Regions from separate parts of the Mus musculus genome. Here regions 1 and 3 are each linked to region 2. Evidence: chromatin contacts called from ENCODE Hi-C or POLR2A ChIA-PET data. All regions are on one chromosome and are shown on one strand. The core of a region is the stretch at or near the end of the contact, and the rest is flanking DNA. Distances in the headings are between cores, read along the strand shown. Region 1 holds the start of Myc (myelocytomatosis oncogene). Region 2 holds the start of Pvt1 (Pvt1 oncogene). Region 3 overlaps Pvt1 (Pvt1 oncogene).

Region 1 (3,655 bases), core at 827-3,326, 53 kb before region 2:
TAATTTCTCTTCCTTTGCCTCCTTTGCAGCCTAAAAGAGTCATTTAAAGGATGACCGGAAGCTTGTCTTAGGCAAGGAAGCATCTTCCCAGAACCTGGAAACCCTGCAGCCCTGCCCCCATCCGACCTCCGCCCTCGTTGGCTTCGCAACGCTGTGGTCTCTGTGGCCAGTAGAGGGCACACTTACTTTACTTTCACAAATCCGAGAGCCACAACCCGGGTGGTGGGGGGTGAGGGGGCGGGGAAAGAGTCTCTGCAGCAAAACGCAGACTAGGGATTGGTGGCTCTTGGTGTTTGAGGCAAAATCCTAGAGGCTGTAGTCATTTTGCAATCCTTAAAGCTGAATTGTGCAATGAGCTCGATGAAGGAAGATACTATCATTCAACAGCTGAATCCTAAATTGCAAACTCAGTGGCTAATAACAACTTTGAACAATGAGCACCTTATACACGCTACTGTATTTTCTTTTCTTTCTTTTTTTTTTTTTTTTTTTTTTTTAAACCGGGTAGCAGTGAGAGAGGTTTCTTTAAGTGCCTTGGGGCGAGGAGTCCGGAATAAGAAGACTTCTTTGGGTTTTAAAGTGTAGGATAAGCAAATCCCGAGGGAATATGCATTATATAATAAATCTAGAACCAATGCACAGAGCAAAAGACTCATGTTTCTGGTTGGTTAATAAGCTAGATTATCGTGTATATATAAAGTGTGTATGTATACGTTTGGGGATTGTACAGAATGCACAGCGTAGTATTCAGGAAAAAGGAAACTGGGAAATTAATGTATAAATTAAAATCAGCTTTTAATTAGCTTAACACACACATACGAAGGCAAAAATGTAACGTTACTTTGATCTGATCAGGGCCGACTTTTTTTTTTAAGTGCATAATTACGATTCCAGTAATAAAAGGGGAAAGCTTGGGTTTGTCCTGGGAGGAAGGGGTTAACGGTTTTCTTTATTCTAGGGTCTCTGCAGGCTCCCCAGATCTGGGTTGGCAATTCACTCCTCCCCCTTTCTGGGAAGTCCGGGTTTTCCCCAACCCCCCAATTCATGGCATATTCTCGCGTCTAGCGCCTTGATTTTCCCCACCCCAGCTCCTAAACCAGAGTCTGCTGCAAACTGGCTCCACAGGGGCAAAGAGGATTTGCCTCTTGTGAAAACCGACTGTGGCCCTGGAACTGTGTGGAGGTGTATGGGGTGTAGACCGGCAGAGACTCCTCCCGGAGGAGCCGGGTAGAGCGCACCCGCCGCCACTTTACTGGACTGCGCAGGGAGACCTACAGGGGAAAGAGCCGCCTCCACACCACCCGCCGGGTGGAAGTCCGAACCGGAGGTGCTGGAGTGTGTGTGTGGGGGGGGGGGGGAATCTGCCTTTTGGCAGCAAATTGGGGGGGGGGGTCGTTCTGGAAAGAATGTGCCCAGTCAACATAACTGTACGACCAAAGGCAAAATACACAATGCCTTCCCCGCGAGATGGAGTGGCTGTTTATCCCTAAGTGGCTCTCCAAGTATACGTGGCAGTGAGTTGCTGAGCAATTTTAATAAAATTCCAGACATCGTTTTTCCTGCATAGACCTCATCTGCGGTTGATCACCCTCTATCACTCCACACACTGAGCGGGGGCTCCTAGATAACTCATTCGTTCGTCCTTCCCCCTTTCTAAATTCTGTTTTCCCCAGCCTTAGAGAGACGCCTGGCCGCCCGGGACGTGCGTGACGCGGTCCAGGGTACATGGCGTATTGTGTGGAGCGAGGCAGCTGTTCCACCTGCGGTGACTGATATACGCAGGGCAAGAACACAGTTCAGCCGAGCGCTGCGCCCGAACAACCGTACAGAAAGGGAAAGGACTAGCGCGCGAGCAAGAGAAAATGGTCGGGCGCGCAGTTAATTCATGCTGCGCTATTACTGTTTACACCCCGGAGCCGGAGTACTGGGCTGCGGGGCTGAGGCTCCTCCTCCTCTTTCCCCGGCTCCCCACTAGCCCCCCTCCCGAGTTCCCAAAGCAGAGGGCGGGGAAGCGAGAGGAGGAAAAAAAAATAGAGAGAGGTGGGGAAGGGAGAAAGAGAGATTCTCTGGCTAATCCCCGCCCACCCGCCCTTTATATTCCGGGGGTCTGCGCGGCCGAGGACCCCTGGGCTGCGCTGCTCTCAGCTGCCGGGTCCGACTCGCCTCACTCAGCTCCCCTCCTGCCTCCTGAAGGGCAGGGCTTCGCCGACGCTTGGCGGGAAAAAGAAGGGAGGGGAGGGATCCTGAGTCGCAGTATAAAAGAAGCTTTTCGGGCGTTTTTTTCTGACTCGCTGTAGTAATTCCAGCGAGAGACAGAGGGAGTGAGCGGACGGTTGGAAGAGCCGTGTGTGCAGAGCCGCGCTCCGGGGCGACCTAAGAAGGCAGCTCTGGAGTGAGAGGGGCTTTGCCTCCGAGCCTGCCGCCCACTCTCCCCAACCCTGCGACTGACCCAACATCAGCGGCCGCAACCCTCGCCGCCGCTGGGAAACTTTGCCCATTGCAGCGGGCAGACACTTCTCACTGGAACTTACAATCTGCGAGCCAGGACAGGACTCCCCAGGCTCCGGGGAGGGAATTTTTGTCTATTTGGGGACAGTGTTCTCTGCCTCTGCCCGCGATCAGCTCTCCTGAAAAGAGCTCCTCGAGCTGTTTGAAGGCTGGATTTCCTTTGGGCGTTGGAAACCCCGGTAAGCACAGATCTGGTGGTCTTTCCCTGTGTTCTTTCTGCGTCTTGAATGTAGCGGCCGGTTAGGACAGTCTTTCTTCCATTCCTGTGCTTTTGACACTTTTCTCAAGAGTAGTTGGGGTAGGCTGGGGTAGATCTGAGTCGGGGTAGAGCGACTTGTCAAGATGACAGAGGAAAGGGGAAGGGAAAAACCGGGATGCATTTTGAAGCGGGGTTCCCGAGGTTACTATGGGCTGACGCTGACCCGGCCGGTTGGACATTCTTGCTTTGCTACATTAATTGATATGTGTCCTTTGAGGGGTCAAACCGGGAGGTCGCTTCGTGGTGGCCAAAGAAAGCCCTTGGAATCCTGAGGTCTTTGGAGAAGGGATTACCTTTTGCGTTTGGGAGCGAGAAGGCTCCGTAGCTTCTGACTTACCAGTCTCTGAGAGGGCATTTAAATTTCAGCTTGGTGCATTTCTGACAGCCTGGGACCGACACGGAGGTGCGTCCCGCCCGCCAATCCCCGGCGGCGATCGCAACCCGTCCCTGAGCCTTTTAAGAAGTTGCTATTTTGGCTTTAAAAATAGTGATCGTAGTAAAATTTAAGCCTGACCCCCGCGGCACTAGGACTTGATGTTGGGCTAGCGCAGTGAGGAGAAGCAAAATTGGGACAGGGATGTGACCGATTCGTTGACTTGGGGGAAACCAGAGGGAATCCTCACATTCCTACTTGGGATCCGCGGGTATCCCTCGCGCCCCTGAATTGCTAGGAAGACTGCGGTGAGTCGTGATCTGAGCGGTTCCGTAACAGCTGCTACCCTCGGCGGGGAGAGGGAAGACGCCCTGCACCCAGTGCTGAATCGCTGCAGGGTCTCTGGTGCAGTGGCGTCGCGGTTTAGAGTGTAGAAGGGAGGTGTCTCTTATTATTTGACACCCCCTCCCCTTTTATTTCGAGAGGCTTGTGATAGCCGGAGACTGAGCTCTCTC
Region 2 (3,605 bases), core at 504-3,003:
TTATGGCTTCTGGAGGGGGTCGGGTAGGTGGGGAAGGAATCAGTTTTCTTTAAGGAGCTGGCTGGTCCCTAGGAGTGTGGCCATACTCCAGTGGCTCTATGACTTTCCAGTGGTGGTGGTGGTGGTGGTGGTGGTAGGGATGTTCACAAAGGTGGGGAGGACTGACATGGGAGGATCGGGATAAGAGTGCTATTAGAGTGTATTATGTGAAATTCCCAAATGATATTTTTATATTATATCGGGGGAAAATATTAGCCTAAAATTAGCGCAGCAAAATTTAGTCCCAGGGAAGGGCAAACTGGGTCGAGACTAAAGCTGAATGAACCTGGGTGAAGGTCTTCAGCCGTTGGGAGGTCTAGTGTACAGGACTAACTGGAAGGAGCAGGTGGCATCTTCAGGGATTTGTTACTGAAGTTGTCTTTAAAACTGGGCCTCTGAGAGCCTGTGGTTGCTTCTCCCCAAGGTCGCAGCAGGTGGTTTGGGAAATGTCTGACACATCGAAAGCACATACAGACATAGAATTCAGAACCCTCTTCACTCTCTAGCACAAGAAGGAGATAATCTGAAGGAGATAATCGGAAGATCTGTTCGGTCACTCTCAGGGTGGAAACCAACCACACACAGCGCGATTATCCGTGCATATCGCACTGGCACACACGAGTATGGTAAATTTTCTCTTCAACAGAGACATCTTCATGTGGCTAAGAAGTAATGAAAGTGAAGACATTGAAGGGGGAACGTAGAGGGAGGGAGGAGATAAAGACTCTCTGAGAGATTGAAATAAAGTGAGGTATAGTGTGCTGAGAGAAGAGTGGACCCGCGTTACTTTCCGCGATCCTGGTATCACCTAGTTATGCAACCCGCTTTCCACAGGACTCCGGTTTCCCTCTAGGATCTGAGTCTACCTCATCTTTCATTCCCCTTTCTGGTTGTAGCACGTTGCCGCGCTTGACTAAATGGTACTAGAGACGTGCACCTGTTCGGTGCTGGATTGAATACAGCGAAAAGAATATCGTGGTATACGCGTGCCTTTCACACCAGCCTTCGTTCTTTGCAGAGGCTTTTGCACATTTGAGAGGTTAGTGTAATACCCTGTACGGACCAAGAATGGAGGATGCTGCAGACAGGTGGTCCTCTCTCAGCTAGAGTTTGCTTAGTACGTCCTTCTCTCCAGAACCACAGATGATGGATGGTACCCAGGACTGCTCTCAGATGAGAGTTCTGAAATAGAACAGATTCGGGGGGGTCTTCTGTAGGAACTACTGACCTATTTTCTGAGCAGTTTGGTCCTTTTAATTCACTGGAGTCTCCTTCCCTATCCGAAAAGTGGGAAGACTGCTAAGCTTCAAGGTGAAGGGGGATGGGATGTCTACCTTAAAAAGGAATAGTGTGGGGGAGGGGAGGGTGGGGAGGGGAGGTGGGAAAGCTAGTTGACCTCGCCTGGGCATAGCCCCAGGCTGTGTGGGACCTATGTAGGACCTAGGTTTGAGTGCAGCTAGAACCTCCCAGCCCAGGACTGACAGAGTGTGCTCTCTACTAGGGCCATCTGGGCATTAAGCAGCCTCAGTGGCACGCCACCTCCATGCGGTTCTCCTCTCAGGCTTGATGCCCCTTCATTGCCTAGGGCAGCAGGCAGAGGGGCGAGCTGGATCCCTCAGGTCAGAAACCTCCAGACACCAGGAGATCGGGGACACACGCGGCCTGCCCGGTGGCGCGCGCTTCTCCCCCTCCCCCGCGGCCGGGAGCGAGCCGCCGTGACGTCACGGGCCACCCGCCAGCCCCGCGCTCTACCAGGCAGAGCGCGTGTGGCCGCCGAGCACATGGACCCACTGGTCAAGCGGGCTCGGCAAGGCCAGGATGAAGAGAAGCTACGAACTTAGCATTCCCAGAGCCCCCCGAGTGGATATCCGCGTGGAAAGGATGTTGGCAGCCCCGGTGACCTCGGAGTCACGGCTGGATCCACCCTCTTGTAAGTTCCAAGTTTATCCCCTGGAAACTCTGGAGCCCAGGGATGCAGAGTCTGGATAGAGGAAAGTGGCTTTTGCATTCCCACGAGCGCGTGTTAACCTTGCACTTTTCCTCATCACTAGACTCGAGATTGCCAGAGAGTTTGGGTGTGGGTGAGAAGTGTGGGTGCGAGGGAGATTTCCCAGGATGGCCTCTACATAGAGGTAATTCTGGATTTATGCACTTGATCAAGAGCCCATTTCCTCAGGTCTAAAAGAGAGAGACGCCCCCTGCAATCAGCGCAGATTTGGGGCCGCTGATGTGGTTTGGAGGCCTCATTTACGAAACTGGAAGTCTGAGTCTAGTCTAGTGATGCTCCCTCCATCCTTGGCCAGCCCTCCTCCGAGACACCCCCTCGGGGCAGAAAGAAGGTGATCTCCTAAAACTCCCTGTGTCAGGAAACTTTCTGTGCTTTTGTATTGCGTTCCTGTGTTCGTGGAAGGCCCCCACGCCTTCATCCTTGCTAATTCTTTTTGGATAGCTTGTTGCTTTAACTAGATTGGCCCTTTCTTGGCTAGTATTTTCTGCTGTACCTATGAGTGGTGTGGGAGAACTGTGCAGACTTCCAGGAAGCGCAGCCATGAAGCTACATGTGCCTATGTGTAGACACATCATGGATTTTCTTACTAGTTTACTAGTGGGTGATAATCTGTCCTTTTGAGCTCTCCAGAACGTTCTAGAAGCTTAAGGAGAGAAATCACTTAAGAGAGTATAGGGAGAAGTGAGGTTTTTGTTTCCTTTCTGCTCTTGTGTTTTTAAGGGGTTGTTGTCATTTGACCTAGAGAAAGCCAAATGTGTGTGTGTGTGTGTGTGTGTGTGTGTGTGTGTGTGTGTGTGCCTGCCTGCTTGCCTGTCTGTCTGTCTGTTTGTCTGTCTGTGTGTCTGTGTGTTGGGGAGGGCTAAGGATGCAGGTCTCTGTTGAAGTGCATGTGGTAGGATGTTGCAGGCCTGTTTTGCATATGGGCAGTGACAAGTTTGGGCTTGTTCACTTGCACAGTCCTATGGTCATAGCTAGTCCTTCTTAAAGCTCTAGCCAGTGGGAAAGCGTTTGTGTTTCTATCCTTGGAGCTCCAAGTGGGACTTCTTAAAAGATTTAGAAGGAGCAAAGCTGTCAGGAAATCAGAAACGTCACATGGACTCCATGACTGGGAAAAACCTCGTGGTGGCCTGCTCTCAGTGCTTGGATGTGTGCTAGTTACATCTCGGAGGTGAGGATGTGCCTTACGGTTATTTGAACTCAACTAGGTTCATGATGGATCTGGTGAGACATTAAGGCTGGTTTAAGACATTGTGGGCTATTGTGCTGGGACCCCCACCCCACTCTGTTAGGGAGTGACTGTATGGGACTGCCTTGTTGTTTTGCCTGGTTAAGGGTGGCTGTTTCTTGCTGCTTTACCTATTGAGTGCAGGATTTTGCATAAACCAGCTTCCCTTGAAAAGTAGAAGAAATTGATTTTTTTTTTTTGATTGATTCTCCTCTGACTCATCCTGTTTTGCTTCTGTGACAGCAGTTTACAGAACTGGAAAGGTGTCTCTTTTCTGTTGTTTCTGGTAATTTGTATTATTTGCTCCTTGAAAGTCTGTCTGCTGAGTTCTTA
Region 3 (4,001 bases), core at 805-3,304, 42 kb after region 2:
CCCTCCCCTCATCTACACACACACACACACACACACACACACACACGCACGCACGCACGCACGCACACATGCACACACACATACACTTAGTTCTACAATTCACCAAAATGAGAAACTGGAGGCTGAAGGCTGGTCAGTGTTTCCCTTTCCTGATTTGGAAGGTGTGGGGCTAATAGGAAGTGAGGTGTAGAGCTTGGTACTCGGATGTGAGTCACTTAGGTTCGAATGTCACTGTGAATGTAATTAACTGTTCTGGGTCTCTGTTCAATCCCTCTATAAAATAGCAAGCCACAGTGACGTCTGTCTCATAGGATTGAGATTTTTCCTTGAGTTTATTAATATAGCCTGGTCTACAAAGTGAGTCCCAGGACAGCCAGGGCTATACAGAGAAACCCTGTCTCGGAAAACAAAAACAAAAACAAAAAAAAACAAAACAAAAAAAAAAAATATATATATATATATATATATATATATATATATATATATATATATAAAACAATTGAATGGTATACTTTGCAGCATCTCAGCAAGACGAGGAGGTAAAGCCAGAGAACCAAAACAAGGCTGAGTAAAATGAGCTGAGGCCATTGGCCATTCCTTATTATCAGGAAGACATAGGTGACTACCTACCTTTCTCAACTTCTGGTCCCTTCCTCCCTCCCTCCCTCCCTCCCTCCCTCCCTCCCTCCCTCCCTCCCTCCCTCCCTCCCTCTCTCCCTCTTTTTTCTTCCTTCCTTCCTTCCTTCCTTCCTTCCTTCCTTCCTTCCTTCCTTCCTTCCTTCCTTCCTTTCTTTCTCTCTCTCTTTCTCTCTTTCTCTCTATTTTTGAGACAGGGTCTCTAAGTAGTCCTGGCTGTCCTTGAGCTTGCTATGAAGGCCAGGCTAGTCTCTAACTCAAAGATTGTCCTGCCTCTGCCTCTCAAACACTGGGGCCAAGGGTATGTGGCCACCATGCCCAGCCTTAAGTGAATGACCTGGATGCTCTTTGATAGTGATCCCTCCAGGGGCTTGGCCCGCCTTTGCTCTAATATAGAGCATGCTCTTCAGCTTGTAGGGCAATGCTCTTGTGACTTTGCCAACCTAGAGGTTGCTGAGAAAGAAAGCAAGTTTCTCACTTCTCCTGGAAGTCTGTATGGAAGAGCTGCAGCAGGAGCTGCACAGGTCCCATAAAGAAGGAATAGAATAGAGGGACTCTGCGGGAGGGGAGGGGCATGCTGATGTAGAGGTCTCCACAGTATATCTTGACTCAAGCTGGTTGTGACAGAAGCTTTCTGTAGGGGTGTATTTGCTGGGCTGAGTAACCAAAGTTGAGTTCTAATAAATAAAGATGAATGAAGAAGGAGGGAAATGTGGGAGGTTGGGGATGGGGGTGGTACAAGATACTCTCTGAGTCTGTGTGCCATTCAGAGTAATTTACACTGGGGGTCCCATTGTGCCCTTGGGCCCAGGCTCTATTTTGCCCCTTTGTTCCCTGTTCTATCCTAGCAGGGATGCTTGCTGACTTCCTGGCCATCCCCACCCCTTCTTGGGTCCTGGATCCTGCTTCCTTTCTCCCCCGCTTCACAATGATCTCATCCCAGCCGGGAAATGGGACTTTTGTTGCCCCTGCCTATTTGGCCTGGCCCAGTGTCAGGCCCATCACGTGCCCCTGCTGGGATACCGAGTGTATGAATCTCAGGCAGTGGGCAAGGCTGGCAGGGGAGGGCATTCCTCTGGACTGAGCTGTGCTGGTAGCTTGGCACACCCCCCCCCCCCCCTTCTAGAAGTGACTCAAAAGCTTTTCTGCATGCTCTTCTAGTGGACTGCTGAGTCATTCTCTGAGTCACAAGTGGTACAGCTGTGTACTCAACAGTGAGCCCTTGTGTGGGACCCAGATGGGCTGTCCTGACTCTTGGGGCATTTAAAGGCAGTTCACACTGGCATTTGACCCTCTCTGTCCTCCTCAAGGACTCTTTTACCCTGATTCCTTTCTAGGCCTATGTGTGTAGGCTAGGGAGTGATACACACCTCGGGCTGCCAGCTAGGATTCAGAATCCAAAAGTTCAATTCAAGTCAGCAGCTGGCTGACAGGCAGGGAGCCAGGGCGGTGATTAAGCAAGCTGGGGCAAGAGTGAAGTAGGGCAGATTCCTGGGCCCTAGGTGCGTCTCAGGAAGATCAGCCAACTTTCTTGTATCGTGCGTGTTTTGGGAGCATCCTGAAGCTACCTTGAGAATTCAATCTTTTTTTTTTTTTTTTTTTTTTTTTTTTTTTTTTTTTTAGTGAACAAGTGGAAGAATTCTTGTGTATTAAATCTCACTGTCCTTATACCCATTTGGTGTTTGAAGGAATGGGGTCTAGTAGATGATACCAGTTCAGAGGCAGAGTGAGAAGCATAAGTCAGAATATCAGAGTATCTAGAATTTGATGCTCAGACCTGCCTGACTCAGTTTAGCACCCCTCCCCCAAACCCCCACCCAATCTGGTTGCCTCGAGTCTTCCTCTTAAGGCAGCTGTCCTGTAGTGCAGGAAGCCAACTCCCAAGGTAAAATGTCTTTAGACAAATAAAAATGTCTTTAGAAGGCCTAGGCTCTCTATGGGGTGAGACTGAATGCTGAGGCCCGATCTGGCCTCTGATAGAGGAGGGCTTTCAACTGTTGGGGGCAGGGAACAGCTAGGAGCTTGGCAGGGAGGACTCTGTATATACTGTATCTGTCCGGTAGCACTGGAGATAGAGCCCTAGCTGACCCTGAGTGGAAAGATGGTTGGTTGCATAGTTGTGCTAGCACAGGACATACTGCAAGGGTTTGGGCTCTAGAACTTTTCCTCTGCTCATGTGGCTTTGGTGGAGTCACCTCTGCCGGCTAGTGCTAGTTCTAAAGCCTAACCCATCCTTTGGGAAGGAGTCTGTTTTATGGCTTCCTAGGTAAGGCTGATGACCCATGTGTTAGTGCTGATGTGAGCCACTTGTGGAAGTGGTCCAGTGTTCAGCCACCACTTATCCACTGGGGCCAGATGGGCTAGACCTCAAAGATCTGTAGGGCAAGATGGAAAACAGTCATCCTTTGAATTCACCAGGAACCTCATGACTAGAGAGATGATTAGGAGGCCATTGTTACCTTCTATGGAAGGTGATGAGTGAGCTGGAAAGAGCTTTGGGTATGGACACGCTTCGAAGGCGGGCATTTTGAATAGTAGCATAAAGGCAGATGGTGATGGGGAAATTTCTAATAGAGTGTTGCTGTAGAACAAGGTTGTTCCCAACCTTCTGATCCCCCCTTCCCTGTCTTCCTAGTGCAGTTATAGGCTATGCCACCAGATTTCTGGTTTTGATAGAAGCTTTCAGAACTCTCTTGTGTCCAGGAATGATTCATTTTCTAAGGACATCATCCAGCATTGGGGCCTTTCAAAAAGGATGGCCATGTGAGTAGTTTTTCACAAACTGATGTACAACAGTTGCCTCTGTGATCTGGACCTACCTTTTTGATCCTTTCCTTTTTTCTACCTCGGGATTCATTTTTAGTGACACTATAAAAATATATCCTATTATGTTTATTTTATTTATGTGTGCACGTATGAATTCGTGTGTGGCAAGGCAGTGTTGGCTCACGCCTTTAATCCCAGCACTTGGGAGGCAGAGGCAGGCAGATCTCTGAGTTCGAGGCCAGCCTGATCTACAGAGTGAGTTCCAGGACAGCCAGGGCTACACAGAGAAACCCTGTCTCCAAACAAACAAACAAACAAACAAACAATCCGTGTGTGGTGAGTGCTTGCATGCATTTATTTATGCCACAGTGCACGTGTATAGGTCTGAGGACAACTTTCAGGAGTTGGTTCTCTCCTTCTACCATGTGGATTCTAGGGACTAAACTCAAGTTATTTGCTGACCTTGTCAGTTGGAAAACAATTCTCTGGGCCACACAAAGGAATATATTAGTGATGTGAAAGTAACTCTGCAAAATAATTTCTTTTTGTCGAATGGACATACCCGAGCTCAGATTGGGCCACTGAACATGCACGGCCCA

The links. Hi-C counts contacts between places; a loop is a spot of excess contacts on that map. ChIA-PET counts read pairs that join two places held with the same protein, here RNA polymerase II (POLR2A).
Region 1: a map of left cerebral cortex shows a loop between it and region 2 (4-fold over the local background). The contact joins the promoter of Myc here to the promoter of Pvt1 in region 2. A Hi-C loop is called at or near these places in 12 of 37 maps with a recorded cell type or tissue (CH12.LX, adrenal gland, gastrocnemius and 3 more). POLR2A ChIA-PET finds 5 or more read pairs at or near these places in 3 of 5 experiments (Patski and embryonic stem cell).
Region 3: a loop to region 2 is called in a map of T-helper 17 cell, with 2.1 times the contacts of the local background. The contact joins the enhancer-like site here to the promoter of Pvt1 in region 2. A Hi-C loop is called at or near these places in 2 of 37 maps with a recorded cell type or tissue (T-helper 17 cell and left cerebral cortex). POLR2A ChIA-PET finds 5 or more read pairs at or near these places in 4 of 5 experiments (Patski and embryonic stem cell).

What each region holds. Positions count from the first base shown.
Region 1 is chr15:61,983,265-61,986,919 of GRCm38, forward strand. It overlaps Myc (myelocytomatosis oncogene), which reads left to right and starts at 2,077. Exons shown (of 3, transcript NM_001177352.1): 1 at 2,077-2,687.
Region 2 is chr15:62,036,233-62,039,837 of GRCm38, forward strand. It overlaps Pvt1 (Pvt1 oncogene), which reads left to right and starts at 1,754. Exons shown (of 5, transcript NR_132747.1): 1 at 1,754-1,969.
Region 3 is chr15:62,077,764-62,081,764 of GRCm38, forward strand. All of the region lies in intron 1 of Pvt1 (Pvt1 oncogene), which reads left to right. Among named protein-coding and RNA genes, the nearest start is that of Pvt1, 42 kb to the left of the region's middle. Within about 2 kb of position 2,055, at least 2 of the 3 ENCODE cell types and tissues checked have a DNase peak (open chromatin) inside an H3K27ac peak, as active enhancers do.